Linked DNA regions of Homo sapiens: regions 2 and 3 are each linked to region 1. A link is a loop called in an ENCODE intact Hi-C map of the cell type or tissue named here. Cell type or tissue: A673. All regions are shown on one strand.

Region 1 (8,000 bases):
ATTAAAAAAATAATTTGCTGAGTGTGGTGACATGAACTTGTAATCCAGCTACTAGGAAGGCTGAGGCAGGAGGATCACTTGAGCCCAAGAGTTTACAGCTATAATGAGCTATGATTGCACCACTACACTCCAGCCTGGGCAAGAGAATAAGAGCCTGTCTCTGAAAATAAATTAATTAACTAATTTAAAAAATTGAGTTCAGTTCATCCATAAGGATTTATGGATTACCTATACTGTGATAAACTCTCTCAGAACACAGATAATAATAGCCACATTCCCTTCATTTAAAGATTTATGAGTGGAAACTTACTTGAAATTCAGTTACAGAATGAGACCAAATAATATGAAAGAGCTTCCAGAATAAAGACCTGCAGGGGCGTGGGTTTAGGATAGAGCACTCTGCAGCAATTGGGGCAAAGTCACTGAAAGGAAGCATACATACCTCTAGCCAGCAAGTCCATTTAGTACCAATGTAATAATCTAGAGAAGGCAAATCTGGGACGATGCTGAACAGGACAGGAGAAGAAGAGATACTTAAGAGGGAAAGTTGTCAGGGATGAAGGCTTACTGAATGTGGGGATAAGAGAAAAGTCTCAGTGTGATATCCAGGTTGGTGCCCTAGGAAACTCGGGTTATGATGGTGCTATGAACTGCAAAGAAATACAGAAGGAACGAAGTCTTGGCAGGATGAAAGAGAAGATTGCATAGAGAAAGATAATTGTTTTTTTGCTGACTAAATTTGAGTTGCTAATGTTTCATCCAGGTTTGTACAGATAGTAAAAAGAGACAGAGATATAAACTCTAGTGTTGGCAGCTCGTGGTGGAAGTTAAAAACCTGAAAATTAGCAAGAATGTCCAGAAAGCATGTGTACAATGAGAAACATTAAAAAAGAGTAAGAAAGAAATTTGAGGAAATAGTGATGTATGAGAAGGAGATGGTGGTAAATTTTGTGCAAAGTAGCTGATGAAGATAGAACCACCAGATCTGATAAGAGACTAGAGGGGCCGGACGCGGTGGCTCACGCCTGTAATCCCAGCACTTGGGGAGGCCGAGGCGGGCAGATCACGAGGTCAGGAGATCCAGATCATCCTGGCTAACATGGTGAAGCCCCGTCTCTACTAAAAAAATACAAAAAATTAGCCAGGCGTGGTGGTGGGCGCCTGTAGTCCCAGCTACTCGGGAGGCTGAGGCAGGAGAATGGCATGAACCCGGGAGGCGGAGCTTGCAGTGAGCCGAGATAACGCCACTGCACTCCAGCCTGGGTGAAAGAGCAAGACTCCATCTCAAAAAAAAAAAAAAAAAAAGAAAGAAAGACTAGAAGGTCACCAAAGATTGTTAGTAGAAGGAGCTTTAGTAGTACAGTAAAGGACACTGAGGTTATCACAGTAGATTTTTAATCAATTAATTTAAAGATCAGGTATTAGATATAGCAAATTAAGTATATCAAGATGTCTAGCTAGAGAGAGGAGAGAAATAGGATCTTACACAAGTAAAGAGGATTTTATTTGTTGCTTCTTTTTTATTTTTATTTTTTGAGGACAGAAGAATTTTAAGCATATTTGAAGACAGAGGAAAAGCTCTAATAAAAAGTTGTAAGTTAAAAAAATAAGAGAAATGAAAATAATTGGTGAAAAGGGATGCTATAAAAGAAGAAAAGAGAGTGGATAAAGAAAAAAAAAGATCTGTTAAAAGCAGAAAGAGGTTTCACTGCTTTATTCTAAAACTAAAAGTAAAAATCTGAGCCTCTAGAGGATTTTAGTGCAAAGAATGCTATAATTGGTGTTCTTATTTAAAAACTTTCAATATTCAATAAAGTTGTTTGTGAAATACATAAAAATAACTTTATTGCAATAAGAATATTACTCTTTTAATTTAAGAATATCTAGAATATAACTTTTGGCAAACGTTATTTCAACAACAGGAACAGTATCATTGTTAAATTGACCATATCTAAAACCCAAGGAAACTGGTTTACAAACAAGGAGAATCATATCATTTATAATTTTGAATTAATTATGATAATAATGATGAATCTGATGACAGAATCCTAAAATACCTTAGGAATGGCATAAAATTAAACTTATTCTCGAAACCTCCAAAATAAGACTCAATGAAGAATGACATAGTCTTTTTCATACAAGTAAGTATAAGAAAATGAAAAGCATGTGAACTTTCCATGTCCTTTTAGCATCAGAATGTCACTAAATTAGAATAAAGGTAAATATATGTTTGTTTGTATGTACATATGTACAACTAGAAACTTGACATTACTTCATATATTGATATATTTAAAATAGGATCTTTGAAACAGCATTGCTTTACCAACATTTTTATAAGTATACCCATATGTACAAAAATTAAGGGTATATATAAGCCTCTGTTTACTAAATACCTACCTTCTATTAAGTATTCCATTCCTTCTCTAATCCCACCAAGAGTCTTTGAAGTAGCTAATATCCCCATTTTACAGAGGCAGTGACTGATACTCAAAGCAACTGGATTACTTTTCAAGGTCATGTAGCTGAAAAGTGTCAAGAGCTGAGATTCAAAGCTTCATGTATTTGACTTCAAAGCTCATGCTTTCTATACCACGTTGTTTCCCCTCCTATATTTTCTGTCTGACCTTACCACTGCAGTATAAATCACTTCTCTGATATCTAATCTATATACTATAAACCTCTGTTGTCATGTGATTTAATACATCAGGTTACCTATTGGCACTTTGGAGCACTCCAGAGATTCCATAATGAGGTGATGGCATTTTCCACTCGTTTTACCATGTACACAAATTCCCAGCCAATGAGCTGATCAAGTGAGCTATGACATCCCGTTTCTGAATGGTAGACTCCTTCCTTGGCCTTTCTAGCATCTCTACCTGGTGAACTGCTAATCCCTCAAGGCCCCATCACTTCCCAAGTCCAAGCTACACCTCTCCATGAAGCGTGTCTCTTGCCAGGCACAGGTAATGGTCCCTGGCCTGGTAGCCATAGGACATTTTTAAAGCACTTATCACTAAAAATCATAATAATTAATCTCCTCCTTGCTGGCATGTGAGTCTTTCAAAGACAGTAGAGTATTTTATTCAATGTAGAATCAGCAGTTCCTAAAGCAATGTGTAGCACCAAATAGATAATAGCTGCTGTGTTGTGAAAACGACATGGGCTTTGGAGGTGGTCAGGGGACAGGCAGTGGGTCTCAAATCCCAGTTCTGCCTCACACTATCCATGTGAGCTTGGGCAAGTTACTGCCTGTGAGATTCATGTCCTTAAATGCATGGACATAATATTACCTATTTTAAACAGTTGCTAATAGGATTTTAAAAGAACAGATGCAAAGAATTAGAGTCCCTGGTATACACTTAAGCACTTACTAAATACTAGTTTCCTGTCCTTTCACCCCATTGTCTTGAATGTCTTAATGCAGCATAGGTAAGATTCAAAAAGAGTAACTGCATATATAGATTGAACAAGTATTAATCAAATGTCTAACAAGAATAAGAAACTGGCTGAACCCAGTGGCTCATGCCTATAATCCCAATACTTTAGCAGGCCAAGGAGGGACTTGAAGTCAGGAGTTTGAGACAAGCCTGGACTGCAAAGTGAGATCCTGCCTCTATGAAAAAAAATTAAGAATTTATCCGAGTGTGGTGGTGTGCTCCTGCAGTGTCAGCCACGTGGGAGGCTGAGGCAGGAGGATGGCTTGAGTCCAGGAATTCAAGGCAGCAGTGAGCTATGATGGCGCCACTGCACTCCTGCCTGGGTGACAAGGAGACCCTTAGTTTAAGGAAGGAAGGAAGGAAGGAAGGAAGGAAGGAAGGAAGGAAGGAAGGAAAAGAAATAGAGGGGGTGGAGAGAGGGAGTCAGGGAAAGAAGGAAGGAAGGAAGGAAGGAAGGAAGGAAGGAGGGAGGGAGGGAGGGAGGGAGGGAGGAAGGGAGGGAAGGGAAGGGAGGGAGGGAGGGAAAGAAATAGAGCGGGTGGAGGGATGGAGGCATGGAATGAAGGAAGGAAGGAAGGAAGGTAGGTAAAAAGGAAGGGAATGGAGGAAAGAAACTGTAGTAGATGCTGTGTATATCAGAGAAATGAATTTCTGCACTCAAGAAGTTGACAATCCTATAAGAAAAATACAAATTTTATTTATATATATTTTTTTAAGATAGAAAATTAAGTACTATAATTAAGTGCATGGATACTGCTATGGAGAATGCAAGCAAGGATTCAGCTTTCTTTGGTTGGGGAAATACCAGAAGTGGTCACCAATAATCTGGAATCTGAAATAAGTTTTGAAGAACTGATTATAACTTGGAGTCATGGATATACAAGAAAGGAAATCCTAAGTAAAAGTACAGTCCAGGCAAAGGCACAGAGGCAAGATTTCTCCATGAATAAAAACTGGTTTGTTTTGACTTGATAAAACAAAACAAAACAAAAAAAGCACACGAAAATGCAGTGGGATAAGGATCTCAAATCGCGGGAAATAAATCTATTGAAAAATTAATACTCAATGGATTACCTGGCTTGTAATTCTCAAGCTTCCTAATTTGAGTCCCTCTACCCTACATTTTAGGATTTTCAAGCCAAATTATACAAAAGAAGAAAAGAGAATTAAAATATAAATTGCTATATATTATGCATAGGGGCACATTCTACATACTGATGTTGGGAAAGGAGCATAAGCTACTTTTCTAAATGGACAGGTTTCATTTGATATTAATATTGACCACAGGTGACTATCCCTAGCTTGCAGGATCATGAAAACAGGAAACGTAATGATCAAAAGATAGTCTTGTGTATTTAAAAATAAAACTAAAACATTTCTTCAGAGATGCCAGCATCCTTCTCCACTGACCAGTCCCCTTTCTCCCCGTGTTCCATACTCAAAATGTTCTACTGCCCCCTGCTGCTTTCAGTTTCAGAATTTTTCTTAAAGGCTTTCATTATCTTTCACTAACCAATTTTACCACTTTACCTGTTTTCTCCCTTTTCTTCCAGAAGGATCAAGATTCTAGGGTTTCTTTCTTGACCAAATTGGAAGCAATGAAGATGTAAGAATTATGCATAACTTCATAGGAGTAACTTACAGCTTTGAAAATCTAACATACACTTAACGCTAACCTATGTGGGCACCATAACTTCTTTAGGATTATTATTATTATTATTATTATTATTATTATTATTATTATTATTATTATTTTGAGACAGTCTCACTCTGTCACCCAGGCCAGAGTGCAGTGGCATTATCTCGGCTCACTGCAACCTCTGCCTCCCAGGTTCAAGCAATTCTCCTGCCTCGGCCTCCCAAGTAGCTGGGATTACAGTTGAGCGCCACCATGCCCGGCTAATTTTTGTATTTTTAGTGGAGATGGGGTTTCACCATGTTGGTCAGGCTGGTCTCGAACTCCTGATCTCAAGTGATCTGCCCACCTCGGCCTCCCAAAATGCTGGGATTATAGGCATGAGCCACCATGCCCGGTCAGGATTGCTTAATTACACATTTTTACAAGGAAGTAATAACTAATCTCCAAATACATCATTTGCCTTTCATTCTAATGGTAACCCACATTTTCTTACCCAAGTATACAAGCTGTGTGTTTGAATAGGGGGTTCCCATACATGGTGTTTTATATAAATTAGCTTAAATTTAATAGAAAGAATGTCTGACTTATGTTACAGAAATTTGTTCATTAATTTCAGTTTTTTCACAGGTGACATAGACCTTAATTTTTCCCACGTGTTGTGATCTAGCCGTCTCCATTTCATCAAACATTTATTTTCTGTTCTTTTTTTGGTGTATATATGTCTGTGTGGGGTGTGTGTGTATTTACACCTCCTGTTACCATTCTGTATGTTGGGTCACAGGGGTACATGATAACCAAAAGCAAAAATAAAAAGCAGAGCCACATGGAGAGTTACCAGTTTAGCAGCAGCTAAATGGCATAGCATCATGAGCATGGCTTGCTTTCAATATTACATTCAGCAAACATTTTCGAATACCTATTTGCCAAAATGCAGTAAAAATATAGATTCATTCTTCGAAGAATTCACAGTCTAGTGTACTAGCAACAAAACTACTTATCTTGTACTTTGAGCTAAGATAAATGAAGGTATCACAATCCACCAAGTAATTAACCTGCATATATTAAAACCATTCTCCATTCATTTTGAAGTTATACTTTGCTATGTTAACAGACTACCCTAAAGTGTAGCAACTTAAAACAACAACCACCAATCACGCTCTCTTAAAATTCTGTGGTGTGAGTGGGCAGTTTTTGCGTTTTGTATGGTATGGTGGGGGTGAGGGGATGGTTGGAAGTTACAAAATGGCCTGAGCGCTGGGACTGGCTGGGAGCACAGATGGGAATGTAAGCTCTGCATCTCCATTTTCCTTCATGTGCATCTCTTTGTATCACTTCTCGGGCTTCCTAACAGCAAGGCAGCTGTTCCAAGATGGTGCACTCTAACCACAAGTATTCCAAGCAAGAAGACCATCTCTAACATGTAAGCATTTGTCAAGCCTCTGCTTGCATCTCACTTGCTAATGTCTCATTGGCCAACGCTTGTCACATGGCCAAGCTCAGATTCAAGGAAAGGCACTACACAAGGGCATGAAAATTGAGAGGTGTGTTTCACTGGAGTCAAAGTAATAGTCTATTACAACTCCTCTCCTTCCTTCACAACCATGTATCTTTGAGTTCTGCAAATACACTCTGTATTACCTATTTCCACTGCCTTATAGTCCAATTTTTAGTTCTCTCTTACCTTATTTTTTCCTTCCTTTCTTTCGTTTTCTTTTCTTTTAAAAAAGTTATCTAGTTGAGCTTTTAATTAAGAGTAGGGGGATAAGTAGCATCATTCATCCAATGAACAAATGTGTATTGAGTAGTTTACAATAATATACACTGGTAGGAACTTTTTGTGACACAAGAGATACTGCAGAAAACACCTCCTCTGCTATCATAGCTAAAACTCTGCAGGAGAAAATCACATAAGCCTCTAGGCCCTCAAACCCACCCTCAAAATGGTAATTATGTTTCTATTTTACAGATTTCAACATGTCTCAACATTGCTTAAATATTTTCCATGCTGTTCCCAGCCTAGCAGGTGTGATTCAAACTCAGTTATCACCTCATGTAGTGTGGCATAGACCAGCCTTCCAAGGTTCATCTCCTATCATTTCCCTTGAACTTACCACCTACTCACCTTTGTAGTTCTATGTCTTTATTTTTGCCATTCCATCTAGCTGGAATATTCTTCCTCAGTCCTAAGCTCCCAGTGCATATAATTTTATTTAAGAACCACATTCACGTACACTCTGCTATGAGGCACCCACATAGACAGAAAGAAGAAACCACATACATATGTCTACACAGACGGTGATCCTACCTCTGACTTAAGCCTGATGCTGTGTCACTGTTGTTTGTTTATCCATTCAGTGGAGCGTGGGCTCCTCAAGACCACCATGCTCATGGCCACACCACAAGGCATTTTCTATTAACACAGAGGTTGGTACAAAGGAGGAAAAGAAAGAAAGAGAGGAAGAGGCATCTGTCTTTCATTTCTATGAAATGTACTGTCTTTCATATATGATCTTCAAAATAAAAAAAAAAAGTAACTGTAATTCCATATTAGCTTTAAGACCTCAGAGCTTCTCTAAAATGAAATGTGTTCTAATGATAAATGGAAGCTAATAAATAAATTCCTCCTCAATGAAAACAATAAAACAAGTAAAATATAAATATAAAGAGCCACTGCACTTTGTTTCAGTCTTTGTTTCAAAGCCTTGTATCTGCAAAGTGCCTGGCTTGTAAGGGTACTGAGAGTGGCTCTCTAAATCCAGCCAGCCACAGGAAATCTTGAATTAAATTCTACTCTTTTACAAACAGAATCCAAAGAGTGAACCTGTATTAAAGTAAGTCTTGCACAGTATAAAACTAACATTTTCCATGTAACACTACTTGAACTTTGAGGTCATCACAGATATAGATAATAAAGGTTTCAAAAG
Region 2 (8,000 bases), 380 kb before region 1:
TGGGCGCCTGTAGTCCCAGCTACTCAGGAGGCTGAGGCAGGAGAATGGCGTGAACCTGGGAGGCAGAGCTTGCAGTGAGCCCAGATTGCGCCACTGCACTCCAGCCTGGGCGACAGAGCAAGACTCTGTCTCAAAAAAATAATAAATAAATAAATAAATAAATAAATAAATAAATAAATAAGAGAGAAAAAAAGGAAGTTGTAGAGTGATGCATATGGATTGGACTTCTATTTGTAAATCAAATTAAAACTAAACTAAAATAGATGTATATTTTTATATATAAACATACAAATATAGACATATCTATTTACCTAAGTATCCATGTGTCTGCCCCTATCCATCCCCACTTGTCTATCTATGAATGCATCTAACCTATCTAGTGCTACCTAGGAGTCTAGAGAAATGTTTAAAACAGCGCTTTCTTCTGAAGAGTGTAATAGACAGCAGGGGAAAGATTAATTTTATTCTTTCTATACTTCTGCATTGTTTTAATTTTTAACACAAACATGAAGTTTTGTATTCAGATAGAAGAATTTTAATTAGTTTTTTATGGTGGGGTTTTAAAGCACTTTACTATGTAGCTTAAGTTTTAAAATACTCAAGAGGTTGATCAGAGATATTTTCCATTTGAGTATTTCTTATCTTATCCTATCCCATATGGTAAAAAGGAATTCTCTTATAACTGAGTATGCCATTGTAAGTCCTAATTACAGAAAGCCTGTAACTATTTGGAAATTTATAAAGTTAATTGTATGGTTTCTCAAAGCCAGTTATTATAAAGGGAAAGATGAAGAAAACATATCATCCAAATAAATTACTTGATATGTTCTAAAACAATGTGTATTAAAAATAATATTTACCTTCCATACTTCATCTCTTAGAGTTGAAAGATATACTCAGGGGCCAAATAGCAGAGATCCCTTATTTCAAAGTTCAGACAAATGAAGCCCAGAAAGTATCCACAATTTGCCCACAATCTACAATGAATTGATAAGAAAAATTAAGACAGCAGTTGAAAAACTAATGATTAGAAAACTAATATGGAAAACTCTAAAGAAAACGTGTTTCATCTACTTGTTACATACAGTAAACCACCCTAGAACTTAGTGGCTTAAAGCAATGGCGATTTATTACTTTTCATGATCCATGGGTCAGGAATTTGGGCTGAGCTTGCTATGTGGTTTCTTTCCACACAGCGTTGGCTAGGGATTTTCACTTGGCTGCATCTAGCTGAAAGCTACTTGTCTTAGTGCCCTTCCATGCTTCACATGATGAGCTTGGGTTTCCTTACAGCATGGTGATCTAAGGGTAGTCCAGCCTCCTTCCAAGAAGGAATGTTCCAAGAGGATGAGCACCAATGTCTTAAAGCCCTTCACAAGCTCTTCTTTTGCCATGTTTGCTAATGCCACACTGGTCAGAGCAAGTCATGGGGCAAGACAGATGACTGTCAAACACAGTTTATAAAAAAGAAGGCATAAATGGGTATAATTTTATGTTAGCCTTTAAGCAACAAGGAATCATAATTTAAAGGAACAAATGTGTCTACCCTGGATTTTTTTTTTTTTTTAGCATAGGAGTTGGCAAACATTGGCACTAGGTCCAGGAGACCAAAATGTCACTGTGGTCTACCAGTTGGTATAGGGGCTTATGAAGGTCAGGTGATCAATGGAGTTTTAGCTCAGATCTATCCCACAGTGGCTCCAGTGAGTCCCTGAACCCATGCTGTGATTATTTCCCCATTTCTGGGATGCATAATTTAAATAGACATTCTCAGAAACTGGCAGAATTTTCACATTCATTCCCTGGCCTGTGAAGTGAGGGCAAAAAAAGTAGTAGAAAAGGCCAAGGGAAAACCACTAGAACAATCTTTACCTAGGAAAATAATAGGTCAAAAGCAGCATCACATGCCTAGAAGGGTATCAGTGATAAATGCCAACAACAAGCACTTAAATTATATGGAAGTGGTAACTGCCATCCCATTTCCACTCAACTCACCTATTTGACCAGTGTAGAAAATTGATAAAACTGGGAGAAGCACAGTGGATTTTCATAAAGCTAAACTAGGTGGTGACTTCAGTCACAGCTACTGTACCAGGTGTGGTTTCATTGCTTGGGAAAATTAACACATTCCCTGGTACCTGGTATGCAACTATTGATCTGGCAAATGCTTTTATGCTCAATACCCATTTGTGAAGACTAGGTGAAGCAGTTTGCTTTCATCTGACAAAGCCAGCAACACACCTTTACTGTCCCACTTCAGGGGTGTATCAGCTCTCCTGCCATACATCATAATTTAATTGATGGAGAGTCAGATAGTCTTTTCCTTCCATAACGAGTTACACTGGTTATTTGCACTGATGATATTATGATGATTGGACCTAATGAGCAAGAAGTAACAACTACTCTATATTTATTGAGAAGACATTTACATGTCAGAATGTGGAAAATAAATCTGACCAGAATTGAAGTACCTCCACCGCAGTCAAATTTCTAGGGATCCAGTGGTGTAGGGCATGTTGAGATAGGTGAAGACACATTGCATCTGTCCTCTCTTACAACCAAAAAAAGAGATACAACACCTAGTAGGCCTCTTTGGATGTTGGAGAAAACATACTTGACACTTGGGTGCGTTATCATAGCCCATTTACCGAGAGACCCTAAAAGCTACTAGTTTTGAGTGGGGCCCAGAGCAAGAGAAGGCTCTACAACAGCTCCAGACTGCTGTCCAAGCTGCTGTACCACTTGGGTCATATGATCAAGTACCTCTGATGGTGTTTGAAGTGTCAGTGGTAAAGAGAGGTGCTGTTTAGAACCTCTGACATAAAGCAATCATTTTATTCAGGTGAATGATAAAGCACATTTTGAAACTTTTCAAAAATTCTCCCAAATCTTTCATTTCACACTTTGTACATTTCACCTGGTGTGATGGTTAATTTTATGTGTCAACTTGGCTGGGCCATGGTGCCTAGATACTTGGTTAATCATTATTCTGGATGTTTTTGTGAGGCTGCTTTGGTGTGGGACTTACATTTACATCAGTAGACTTTGAGTAAAGCAGATTGCCCTCCATAAGGTGGGTAATCTTCACCCAGTCAGTTGAAGGCTGAATAGAACAAACGAATGACCTTCCCTGAAGCAAGAGAGAAATCTGCTGCTGACAGCGTTCAGACTTGAACTGCAGCATTGGCTCTGAGGCTCTGCTCTGCAAATTTTGGACATGGCACCCTCCATAAACACGAGCCAATTTCTTAAATATCTCTCTCATACACACACACACATACACACACACACACCCACACACACACACACAATTGGTTCTGTTTCTCTAGAGAATAGTACACTTGATTTCTCCGTATTTGGGGTAAATTCTAGTTGTCCAGTAGGGCAGCCTTGAATAGCAATATCAAAACTCTGTAAAAAGGTTAATCTGTGTTCCCAAACTCTAACTTTCAATGCTAGAATCTCTAAAATACTTGTTTTCTGCTAAGAGGCATTGGCTGACTTTGGTCTTTGGCCCCCACGTTGGTTTAAAGAAAGAGATTAGTGCTGGGAATAAGATAGCTCCAAACAGCACAATGAAGGTAAATTAACGAGTTGGCTCCTTCAGTGATATCTATAATTTTCTGATTAAGGTCTAAGCTAGGGTAAAACCTTCCTCATTAGCTGTCTTCCCTGGGAAGATAACCCAATACTTGTCAATTCTTGCTTTCATTTTTTGCTCCACATGAACTACCTTACCTGTCTTATTGTTGAGATGTGAGTAATGGAGTTAAAATAAACTTAATTTTAATGTGTTTATTATCTGTTCAGATTCTTATTCAAAAATTTAAAAGAATTAAGACCTTTAAAATGTGCAAATATGCTCCAATATTTATTTTTCCACTATTTTAGAAGAAAAAGATCCAAAAACTTTGGTTGAATTTTAAGTTTTTAGCCACTAGATGGCAGTGGATAACTATCTCTTATTTTGCTTTCCCGCATTCAACTCTCAGCTAATGTTTTCTATTGTCAGCTGGCAAATAGAAAAGAGGAAATATATAAAGGCTATTTACTGGAGATGTTGAACAAGATAGAGATTTTATTAATGGAGTGTTGAACACATTTTGTAATTCAACTGCTAGCAAAATTATTTTCTTTATTGTTATATATTTGTACGATTAAAAGGAGAAAATAGGATCAGCATTGAAACGTACAAAAACATGGTCAGGCTAAATGCAATCAGCATTGACTGGAAATGCTTATCTTGACCAAATGCTAAGCAGAGGAGAATGACTACAGCCTAATACATCTGCTGAGCTGCTTTGAAACGTTTTTGACCACATGTAAGAGACCCTCTGCATTTTCATGACACCCACACCCAGGAGCACTACTAGAAGGGCTTGTGGATGTCAAGAGAGGTTGTTTCTGCTGGAGTCTTTTACCTCAAACTAAAGAAAAAGGAATCCCTCGAAGAAAATGTGCTTGGAGACTCAGGATTTAAACTTTATCACTGGTTGTCTCTTTGTATTATATTTAACATTAGATTTTCCCAACCTATGTAGAACATTCAGTGTGTGGTCTATGATGGTCTTTTGGGGATGGACTGACTGCAAAGTAGAGCTATGGCTAGGAATCATGTCCATGGGTAATATTATGCAGCCATTTAAAAAATATATTTACAGAGGCAAAAGTCTGAGCTTAGAATTCTTAGGATCTTTAATACATGGAGAAAATCTGGGGAATAATAATAACGAAGCAATTCAAAGAACAGTGTAGGCATTTCTCCCTAAAAACCTAGAGAAGGAAGTATGAAAAACCACTAATGTTGACCAAAGTATTCATAGGCCTTAAAAACATTTATTTTAAGCAACAAGGGAAGAAAATATTACTGTTTAATAGAGTGCCACTTCAGAAGGAAAGGGGCAAAATACTTGGTTAACAGCACATGACTTGTACTAGCATCCGTATTCTTGGAGATAGGCTAAGGAAGGCCACCATTAACAGCCAAAGTTAGTGTCATAGCCCTAGTCACAGCAGCCTCCACCCCCTTCACCTTCTGCAGGAGCAGAAGGCAGGAATCCATGCTCGGGCTATCTAAGGAGCCAAACCTTCAAAGTGTGTTGGGAGACTAAAATCCCCCAGCCTATACCCTTATCTTATTCTTATTTATGAACAAGCATCCCTTAGCCTTCTTTATCTTCAGTGTGTTGCACTCATGTTCCCCCATCACATAACAAGGAGGAAAATAAGTGAATACATATTGGATGCTATTTTCCGGATGCCAAGTCTCTCTCCAGGTAGTAATGAGGAAGGAGTTTTATAGAACATTTAGCAATAGCACCCTGGGAGTCTGAAAGAGTTAATTTCTCTCTTTATACAATTTCTACCAAAGGATTCCTTCTGGGAGGAAATCTATTTAATTTTGTTCATAAAAGAGATAAAGCTGGGGACTAAAGTGGGGTAGGAGGAGACGTGCATCGCTAATATCTTTAAAAACAGAGAAGAATAGGATTCAAAAGACCTCAAGAAATTAAAAAAAAAAACCTTTTTAAAATAGTGATATGCACCAGATGGCACACACAGGAATCGATATTCTAAGTCCTTTAGGGACAAGGTTTAATTCTTTTAGGTCTCATGTAGCATCTGATGCAGAGCTCTGCACTTAGTGGGCACCTAGTTAATATTTATTAAAATCAGATTGAATGTCGAACAAGTACACACACACACACATACACACACACACACACATACACACACTAGCAATCAGAATTACCCAAGCTGAAAAAGTCACTAATGCTACAAGCATTATATCAAAGGTATCATTTCACTCATTCACTTAATACACATTTTGTGATAAGATAAATAATATCCCCCACACCATGAAGGAGTTCACGGTGTGGGGAATGATTCTCCTGAAGCACTTTCATGCACAGAGCAAAATGACCCAGACATTCTCCCAATCAGGGTGGGGTAGGCTTGAAGGGCCTCCTATATAAAAGAGTAGCCTCCCAGCACTGGTTATGAAGCTCTGTTTCTCAGTCTCAACCCTCCCTTTCACACTCTACTTTGTAATGCTGGTCCTGGGTCTCTGTAGACAGCATTTCCCCTATGCTGCTGACTCCCTAATAAACTCTGCCAATAGGGTGCTGGAAGCAGACTGGGAGGTAGGTGAGCTTCTGAGAACATTTTCTTCCTTTTTGTTGGCTTGCTGGTCCTGCTGGTGTCAGGCCAGCTCAGCAGGTGGTTACGGTAAACAGATGTGTTCCAAACTTTCTGCAGCAGTCTTAGCGTGTTCCTCAGAGATACCATCCCCAGTTGGTCAGCCACCCAGCTGCTCCAGGACTTTTAACTTCAGTTCCATAGCCGCAAACAATGGCAGGCAGGGCCATCTCCACCTCCTCAGTGGTCTGTATCCCAGTGCCACCAGAATCTTTACTAAGTTTCTAGGCTCTAACAACTTGATCCTGTTGCCTTTGTACCCCCAGCCCTGGGAGGGAGTGGCAGCAACTTTCTGAAGCTACTATCTCTGTATTATCTCTGCATTCTCTTTTCACTTTTGCAGCCTTTGTGTTCCTCCTATACCTTGTTAACCCATTCCCTCTGTAACATTCTACTCCTAAAATTGCTGGGTGTTTTCCTAACCAGACCCTGAGGAATACCCTCCCTCATGAGCCTTTCTCTTTTTCTCGCACTACTTCTCATCTTAGCATCTGCGAACACTAGGTACTTTAGATGCCTTCTTATTCAAGTCCCCCACACTCCATTTGAATATAAGCTCCATGAGAACATAAAATTTGTGTTTTCTTTCTTGTTGAATACCCAGACTTCAGAACAGTTTCTTCTATTAGGTATGCCTTCAATATGTATCTGTCAAAAGAACAAATGAATGAATGAATGGGTGTAGAATGAACAAATGAAATAAATGGTTTTTTTTTTTTTTTTAGATGGAGTCTTGCTGTGTCACCAGGCTGGAGTGCAGTGGCATGATCTCGGCTCACTGCAATCTCCACCTCCCGGGTGGAGCGATTCTCCTACCTCAGCCTCCCGAGTAGCTGGGACTACAGGCGCACACCACCACACTCGGCTAATTTTTGTACTTTTAGTAGAGACAGGGTTTCACCATGTTGGCCAGAATGGTCTTGATCTCTTGACCTCGTGATCCGCCCACCTCAGCCTCCCAAATTGCTGGGATTACAGGTGGGAGCCACCGCGCTCGGCTGGCTCTGGTTATTTCTACGGCTTTATGCTTCCGCTCTCCGCTGTCCTATCCCATGTCCATTCTTGGCACTCTGTTACTCTCTCTAAACTAAATTCAGCTTCTATAGGTACCTTCTAGGCTAGCTGGCACTGGATAAGACTATCGAAATTGGATACTTTAGGTTAGTGGTTCTCAACTGTTATCCCCGGCAATGTCTGGAGACCACTTTCATCGTCACGACTAGGAGGCAAATGTCCCTCTGGCATCTATTTTGCAGGGAGGCTGCAAAATGTCCATCCATGTGCAGAACAGCCCCCCATGACCAGGAATCATCCAGTCCAAAATGTCAACCATGCCGCTGTTGCTATTAAGAAACCCTGATTTCGATGTTAACTGTTTAGAAACAAGAGATTCCTCAGATGATACTTTTAGGCATCTTTTGGTCCTGTTAATTTATTTCTCTGGCTATATAAGGCCAAGTATCCTTGATGAAGAAAGATACAACTGTTTTTGTCATGGCCAAGGACCCAGATGTTTTTCAACAAAATGATATTTGAAATGCTGAGAACAGAATATCCGGAGGACTGGCTAAATATTTGGCTCTTTGGCTGGACTTTTGTAGAGTTATACAGACAGAGTCTGTGATTAAAAGTCAGAGAGCAATATGATAGCCAGAGGGCCAGGGGAGGGGTGAGGGCAGGCAGTGGGTTGTATATGATGTTGCATAAGAAATGTTTAAAAGAACAGAGTGTCTTCTTTCTATTGATCCAAATCCCCTAATAATAATTATAAGAACCAGCTGTTTTTCTCCCAAATAATCCAA
Region 3 (8,000 bases), 240 kb before region 1:
CTCAATAAATATTTGTTTAATGAATGTTAAGTAAATGGGAGAGACGTTGAATTTTTACCAATGTTAAATGGCTACTTATATGTATAGTTTGTACTATGGGTCGTAATTTACATTTCATGAACTTGATCTTATTCTCATTATATATATAGTGTATATATACACACACTATATATGTAAAAAATATATTAAAATATATATACAATATGTAATACTAATATATATTCACCATTTATAATAACTAAATATATTCACTAATTTTTTTCTGAAGCAAAATGCAAAATATATGAATAAATGGAAGATTCAGAAAAACCGAGGATAATCTATTCCTTTATTAAAATATCAAAATGTCAGTAAAATGGACCCATGAAATTGTGAAAATGTTAAGAATCTGAGAGGAGCTTTATACTCATATTTTTAACTGCTGAAGAACTATTCCTAAATTTTAAAAATAAAAGTATCTGTATTAGCAGAAGTAACTTGCCTAGAGTTGTATCATGAGTCACTAGTAAAACCATTTTTGGATCCACAAATCCTCATTTGTCATTTCGAGCTGGCTTGAAAGTAATCACATGCTGTCCCACAAATGACCCAATTCTGCTAAAGTGACCCTTTGGAAATTGCAGCAATTTAATGGTTTATTTAACAGAACAAAATGTATGTAATCAGTTCTTGCTGCTATCAAATAAATAACTAGAAGCAGAACAAGACATCTTAGAGGATATCTTTTTCCATTGTTTAATCATTTGTCATTTAAATACTCCTATTTACTTTCTATAAAGTGTTTGATTTACCCATACTTTCAAGGAAAGTGATCAGCAGCAATTTTAACTAGCTTCAATGTACCTAGTTTACATTGGGGCATGTAATATTTTTTGCTACTTAGGTTTGTAGAATTCACTTAGAAATAAACCTTCTAATTCGTTAACCAGTAATCTGCTTCTTACGCTAGTAATATTTACTCTAAAATTAGATAGACTTAAACAAATGATACGGTACTTTCTATTAATATCTACTATCTTTTTCCTGATTTTTTGTGTTCTGAAAAGTTTTCTCAATTACCAATAAGGCTACTTTAAAAGTATAGTATTATATGTAAAAGATTATATCAATTTTTAAACATTGTGCATGTAACTAGATCAAATGTTTGTATATTTAAATATCTTCTTGTATTTACAACTTAAGGGTTGTCAAAGGTTGTTTACATTAATAAAAAAAGAGATGTTATTTTAAGCTAAAAAATCAAAATTTTGAAATTTATACTCAAAATGTTAGTATCTTTGTCAAGTTTACTTAAACACTACATGAATATATATGGATTTTCTAAAATACATTTTAATACTGGAAACCCATAACTTATTTAACAATGCTTTGTATAAGAAACAAACATAATAAACTACATTTACATTTTTGGGAAAGTCATTACCACCTACCATCTTTCGCTTAAAGTCAAGAATAAAGGCATCGTTTTCTATCTTTCCTTCCTTAGTTTGTCATAAAATAACCCATATTCATTATCAATAAAAATCTGCAGGTTTATACATTTTCATAATTCTCTGACTACTCAGACTTCGTTGTATTTGTGCTTTTTTGAATAGAGGAGGACCTCTTGCTAAGACACTCCATCGCCTGATCGATATTCAATGAAGATGTAGCCAGGGGTCCAGAACCGCAATGAGCAAGGAGGGAAGCATCTAACTGTGAATGATTTGTATTATCTGGAAGGTTCACTAAATCTTCTGTCCCTTGCCATCCCCATTTTCTGGAAATAGAGTAAGTCAAAGAAAAGTGCAATATGTTACTCACATAAGTGTTAAATGTTTGTAGTTGGAGAGTTCCTTGGGAACCAGTGTAAATTGGTTTCCATCCAGATACCTAAAAACAATGGAACAATATTATCTTCTTACAAAGTAATGGTGGCCTTGAATAAAATAAGTAAACAGTACTTCACTCTTAACTGAGGCAAGGAACCCCTTGGCAATTTTTGCTTTAAGATGTCGTGTTCCAAGCATGGATTATTATTTAAGAGAAGTAAAGAAAAAAAAAAAGCAGAGTTGTCCACGAGTCCAGTTCTTTGTGGTTTATCTAACAAGGCAAGCCCAGCATTTAGCCATCTGTGTGCAAGCAAGGAGATTCATTCAATTAACCGTACTTTTAGTCAGCCTTCAGTTTGCTTGTGTTTATGTGGACACAATACCATGAAATTCATTAACTAGTAACAAAACCTTGCTGCTGTGGCCAAGACCACTCATTGCTGCCTTAATATGTGTCAATACACTTAGTGAATAACAATGGACACATTAAAGGCATATTTGCGGATTTGAACATATTAGGTTTAAGTTTAAAAATAGTTGTAACCAGCATATATCTTCTTGGTGATGATAACATTAGGAGATTTTATAGAATATAAATTGATGAAGTGTATAAATATATATATATATATATATGTAACAGCAATAATCAAATAACCATATATAAGTAAACTTTCCCTTCTTATTAGAGTCAGAAGAATAATCAGAAAATAGGTTTTGGGCTAACTGGCAGGACAGAGAGATAATCGAATGCCTGAAGTTATATCTATTATGTCACAATAAGGAAAATAAATTTCATCTCCTTCCAAGGCTGTTTTTCCTAGAACGTAGATGGTGAAGGGTGCAAATGTCATTCAGAAACTGGGGCCATCTGGCTATACATGTGCCCACAGACACTTCTGGGACATTAAACATGTGGCCGTTCCTACCCCAATGTTGTGGTCCATTTCAAGATTCCAGGTTGAAGTTGGTATTTTTTCTGGATATAGAAATAGCTGAGAAGTTGTCTAAGATGATAATTTATTCCCAATATTTCAAAATAAAAACAATGATATAAAAGGCACCAGTTATCAGAAAATATAATTAATGTTTGATAAATAATTGGGTCTATGTTATGACTCATCATGTCTACCTAAATTTTCTGACTTGATATTTCTTCTTCGACCCCTCTCCATTTTTTTCTTTCCTCTACCTAAGTTTTTCTTGATACCACTAGAGGGAAGCATCACCCTATATAGTTCAGCACTCTCCCTTTATTCCAGAAAACACAGCAGAAGGTCAAGATTCAGAATGTGCGCTATGAATGTTTATATGTAAAATAATCTAAGGCGGAAGTTATATGGAACTGATTAAAAATAATGGATACCATTTGTTAAAACTAGTCCACCAATAATACTAATTTTTGCCAAAGTCTTTAATTATTTAATGTAATACACATATGAAATTCTTCTAATACATGCATATATGTTACTGCTAAGAAGGATTCTGCTGACTTGGTAAGGTTACAAGAATAAGCTCTCCAGGGGGTAAAACTTGAATTCAAAACAGATAAGCTAATATTTTTCTCATCTCTATGACAAACTTTCTTTGGAAAAAAAGACTACTTTTTAATAATTTGTAGTAAAATAGATTGAAAATTCAACTTTTTGAATAGTTGAAATATGCTGTAGATAGCACAGGGTATGCACCAAGCAGGATGTCCAATGGAGCTTAGTAAGAAATGTTTAAAGTTATTTAATGGGAATAGAGTAAAGTGACCAATACATAGTCCAGTTAAAATTGTAGAAGAAGGGATTTAGCATCAAAGGTGGTCTGAGTGTAAGTTCTTCATTGGTGTACTCCTAAAATTAATGCTTTGGACACAGAATATTCTTTTTTTATTTTTTATTTTAACTATCTCTGCTTTATATTTTATTTTTTTACTATACTTTAAATTCTAGGGTACATGTGCACAACATGCAGGTTTGTTACGTATGTATACATGTGCCATGCTGGTTTGCTGCACCCACTAACTTGCCATTTACATTAGGTATTTCTCCTAATGCTATCCCTCCCCCATCCCCCCACACCAAGACAGGCCCCGGTGTGTGATGTTCCCCATCCTGTGGACACAGAATATTCTATAGGCATCTAGCTTTCCCACAGAGGAGGGTTTCGGAATATCCCTATGTGATCTTCTGAAATAAAAAACATTACTATAAGAATTAAATATTTAATTACACACATATACATATAAAATAGTCCTTCCAGTTGATTAACCAATGTGATTGGTAGTGAGAGAGGACCTAAGCACTTAACAGCAGTTCAAATCTAAGAGCCGTGTTCTAAGCACATGTGCTAAGTTTGTGCCTTTTTCCTCTAAGTGTTCTATTCAGGATCAAACTTAGGGTTTAAAGAATTGCATGTGATTTGAAAATAAGATCCTTAAAAATTGAAATGACATGCCCTTGAACCTCATTACCTATGTTGCACACTGTCAAAAGTTTGTCAAACCTGCTCATTTGGAATATGTGTGTGCATCTGCACAAATAACTGATACACATCTGCATAAATTACATTTGGGTTTAAATCATTATTGATCCATAGTTCCACATAGATAAAAAATAAACAGGCAAAGTGACTCAATTGTATTCAGAACAAGCATATCCAGAATATGACAGTTTAGAGACAAAGGAATGGAATGAATGGGGCATGGAAGCATCATTATTCTGGCAGCATATTCTCTAATGAATTCCATTCTGCAACTGTAGCATGAGGCAGCCAAGGGAGCGTGGGCAGTGCAGAAGAAGGTCGAGATGTGTATATCCTGGCCATATAATTTGTGGTTAAATATCAGTTATGAAAATGTCAAGGATAATTGGTCCCATACCCTTTAGGATCTAAAGGACTTTGATTCAAGCCTCCAAAAGCAGCATCTCTTCTTAAGGGAAGAGATTATGCTAGTTTCTTCCATATACCAGATAGTTATTTATCCCATGTGGTAAAATTTTCTCCTAGGGGTCACAGAGGTAAAAAAAAAAGTTTCCTGTACAGAATATCCTAGACTGTAAGTAAATGAAATATAAAGCATTTCCCAAAGTGCATTCCATGGGCCATTAGTCTTGTAAGATGCTCCATGAGAAAAGGGGTATAGGAACAAATAAATGTGAAAGATACCTTATATTTTACCATTGTTTCTTGAAGAGTCATAGTACACTTTAGCATAGTAAAGGCACTGAGAAATCTTATAGCGCACACACACACACACACACACACACACACACACACACACACACACACACAGCAATTCCCAAGGGCCTCTAAAGTAGCTTTTGCATTACTTATTTACCATTTTACAGGATAATAATTAACTGGCCTTAGAATATGATTTGTAAAGAAGATTGTAAAGATTTTTGTCCATTCCTCTGGGTGTATGAAACATTTATCATCAAGGAAAAAGAAAAGAAAAGAAAGACAAGCTCTACTTACAACTCTGTGACATCTCTTGGAATACCTTTCGGCAAGACCTTCAAACCCTTGTTGCTACATCGGACGACTGTATCCAAGCAAGTACATTCAGTAGGACAGCGAGAAAGTGGGGAGCAACTATTGTCATCATTTCCTAAATCGCAGAGGAAATACAGGAAAACCAAGATTTGTGGTCTTGAAGGTGCTAGAAGGGATTTTATGCCTTTAAATTAACTTAACAAACACAAGAGTCTTAAGCTACATAATCATTTATTTGCGGGACATTCAGTATTTACTAATTGATACCGTAAGTTCTATATAGCACTGTTTTCAGACTGCCTAGGGAAGAATTCTGGAAAATGGCTTGCAATTTGTAAACTGTAATTACAATTACCAATACAATGGAAAATAGTTATTTGTACAAATTATATTTTTAATTACAATATGTAAATGCAAAGTGAATTACAGAGAAACGGCACGGAAACAGATATGAAGAGACATAAGGGAATATATTAACTTAAAAGTTTAGGTTCCTCATTTATAAAGCTCAAATTAGCTCTCTGTTCATTGGCAATAATAATAGAACTTGTTCTATGTACCTGATAGGGCTATATGAGAATCAAATGTGATGATATAGAAAGAGCATTAAAAAGTGACAACTAGTATTTTTGTCAGATTTACTAAAACTTCTGTAAGTTAATTTCTTTTCTCCTTTGAAAATGGTAGGTACTAAAAAACATGCCTAGGGTAATAAAGAAAAGTTAAAATGAAGCTATATAAGTAAGACCAACCACAAGTTGGAAACTAGAAAATCTAAAACATTCAGAAATGCACATCAAGTAGACTCAAATGTGGAAGGCAAGTCTAAGAAAGTAAGTGTCCTGGCACTAAAACAAAACCCAAACGACAAAGCAAAAGATACACGATCATTATTTGCTGAGCTGAACTATGCTGTAGATTTGTGCAAAGCTGCATCAGAACAGGCATGTGAATGCCTGACAATCAAAGAGTTGATAAGTATTTCTTACCGTCATCACAAGTGAAGTCCTGAATGGCCACATCCTGGATGGGTATTTCTTTCAGGAAGTATGGTTTTTGACATCTAGGATTTCCCGTGACAATTCTCTTCTTTCTCAGCCACTCTCCCAACCAAGCCAGGTAGCAGTTACAGTTAAAAGGATTGGCCAAGAGGTTTCTAAGAGCCACAGGCAAACGATGCACAGTTTAGCCTGGGGTTTCATCTTCTTCCTTCTCTAAACCCCAGCTACCCTTCTCCACGCTATTTCCGCTGGAATGATTCCTTCTTCTTTGCATTCCCTGTCCCCATTCTTACTCAGAATCACATGCAGTATATGAGATGCATTTTTTTTTTGATAAAATATTTATGCTTGGAACTTAAGCAGTAACAACACTTTTACATAAGGTAATTCTTCACATGATTTCATGCAAAAAATAAGGTAAGGTAGAATTTGGGGTTTATACAGTGGATCCTGATAGATATTTCATTTAGAAATAATTTAAACTTGTCAGAAATCTGACTTGCTGTCAAACTTCGCACTGATAATGCAGTAATTTAATATAAAGATGAAGGCTGATTACCTTATATTATTGAGTTTAACCTGACAACAGCTAATTCATTAATTTGTCATCTCAAGATTTCCATCTCTTATTTGCTCTAGAGAATAGGTTTCCCATCTAAACTGACAGCTGAGTTGATTAAATGCCAGTTATAAAAATGAATTTACTTCTACAAATTTCAATACTTCTGGCATCTCACCACTTCAGCATAAACCTATTGACAATCTCATTATTTATAAACATGCCATCTTTAATATGTGCAAATTAGCCACTCGATGTAAAATGTCACATTTTATGCAAAAAGAGGATTAAGTACTTTCCTGATGGATGGATGCTTCTCTCAAATTATTTCTTCACTGACTTGAGCTATGAACTTTTTTCTCTATCTTTATTCCCCTCCTTTTAAGTTAGATTAGTAGATTTGCATGCCACCGTTACTGAGAAATCTTATCAGTTAGATAATTAATAATTTCAAATGCTGCTTTTTAGATACTGACATATAAGAGACCTGAAATACATTGTTTGGAGGTGTGTGGCTTTTTTTACTTTTAAATTTTATTTATTTATTTATTTACTTTTCTTGAATTCTGTCTATAGGCCTACAAATACTCTTTATTTTTAAGCTGTCTACAAAAAATATTCTCTTGGATCAGCTCAACCTATTTCTTCAATATTTTGCTAATATCATAGTAGACCCCCTCTAGTAAACAGCTTTTATTTTTGATCTGGTCATCCTAATATATCTACTGTCATTTCAAATGATTCTTTTTTTTTTTTTCCTTGAGATGGAGTCTCGCTCTGTCATACAGGCTGGAGTGCAGTGATGCGATCTTGGATCACTGCCACCTCCGCCTCCCCAGTTCAAGCAATTCTCCTGCCTCACCCTCCCGAGTAGCTGGGACTACAGGCACCTGTCACCATGCCTGGTTAATTTTTTTTTGTATTTTTAGTAAACACAGGGATTCGCCATGTTGGCCAGGCTGGTCTCGAACGCCTGACCTTGATCAAGTAATCCGCCCGCCTCAACCTCCCAAAGTGCTGGAATTACAGACGTGAGCCACTGTGCCCAGCTGATCCTTTTGAGCAAGTTTGTTGGCAATAACTCTATCAATTCTCCTTTTATAATACTTATACTGAAAATACTCCAATGTGAGAACACTGGCAAAA

Evidence for each region. A loop is a pair of places that touch in the nucleus more often than their neighbours do. Peaks named below come from ENCODE experiments on the same cell type or tissue, not always from the same donor. Only the 100,000 strongest peaks of a DNase experiment are listed, where the experiment ranks them.
Region 2: it touches region 1 in a loop (5-fold over the local background); 21 of 110 quality-filtered maps call a loop at or near these places.
Region 3: it touches region 1 in a loop (4-fold over the local background); 22 of 110 quality-filtered maps call a loop at or near these places.

What each region holds. Positions count from the first base shown.
Region 1 is chr4:20,303,064-20,311,063 of GRCh38, reverse strand. The region is part of intron 4 of SLIT2 (slit guidance ligand 2); the gene reads right to left. Among named protein-coding and RNA genes, the nearest start is that of SLIT2, 55 kb to the right of the region's middle. In A673, a CTCF peak has its summit at 4,885 (motif pointing left); DNase peaks (open chromatin) are centred at 3,323, 3,723 and 4,883; H3K27ac peaks cover 1,731 bases.
Region 2 is chr4:20,681,304-20,689,303 of GRCh38, reverse strand. No RefSeq gene overlaps it. Among named protein-coding and RNA genes, the nearest start is that of PACRGL, 15 kb to the left of the region's middle. In A673, a CTCF peak has its summit at 3,926 (motif pointing right); a DNase peak (open chromatin) is centred at 3,973.
Region 3 is chr4:20,539,903-20,547,902 of GRCh38, reverse strand. SLIT2 (slit guidance ligand 2) reads right to left here. Exons shown (of 37, transcript NM_004787.4): 20 at 6,284-6,450; 21 at 5,277-5,409; 22 at 1,804-1,872. Among named protein-coding and RNA genes, the nearest start is that of MIR218-1, 16 kb to the right of the region's middle. In A673, CTCF peaks have their summits at 2,824 and 3,026 (motif pointing right); a DNase peak (open chromatin) is centred at 3,052.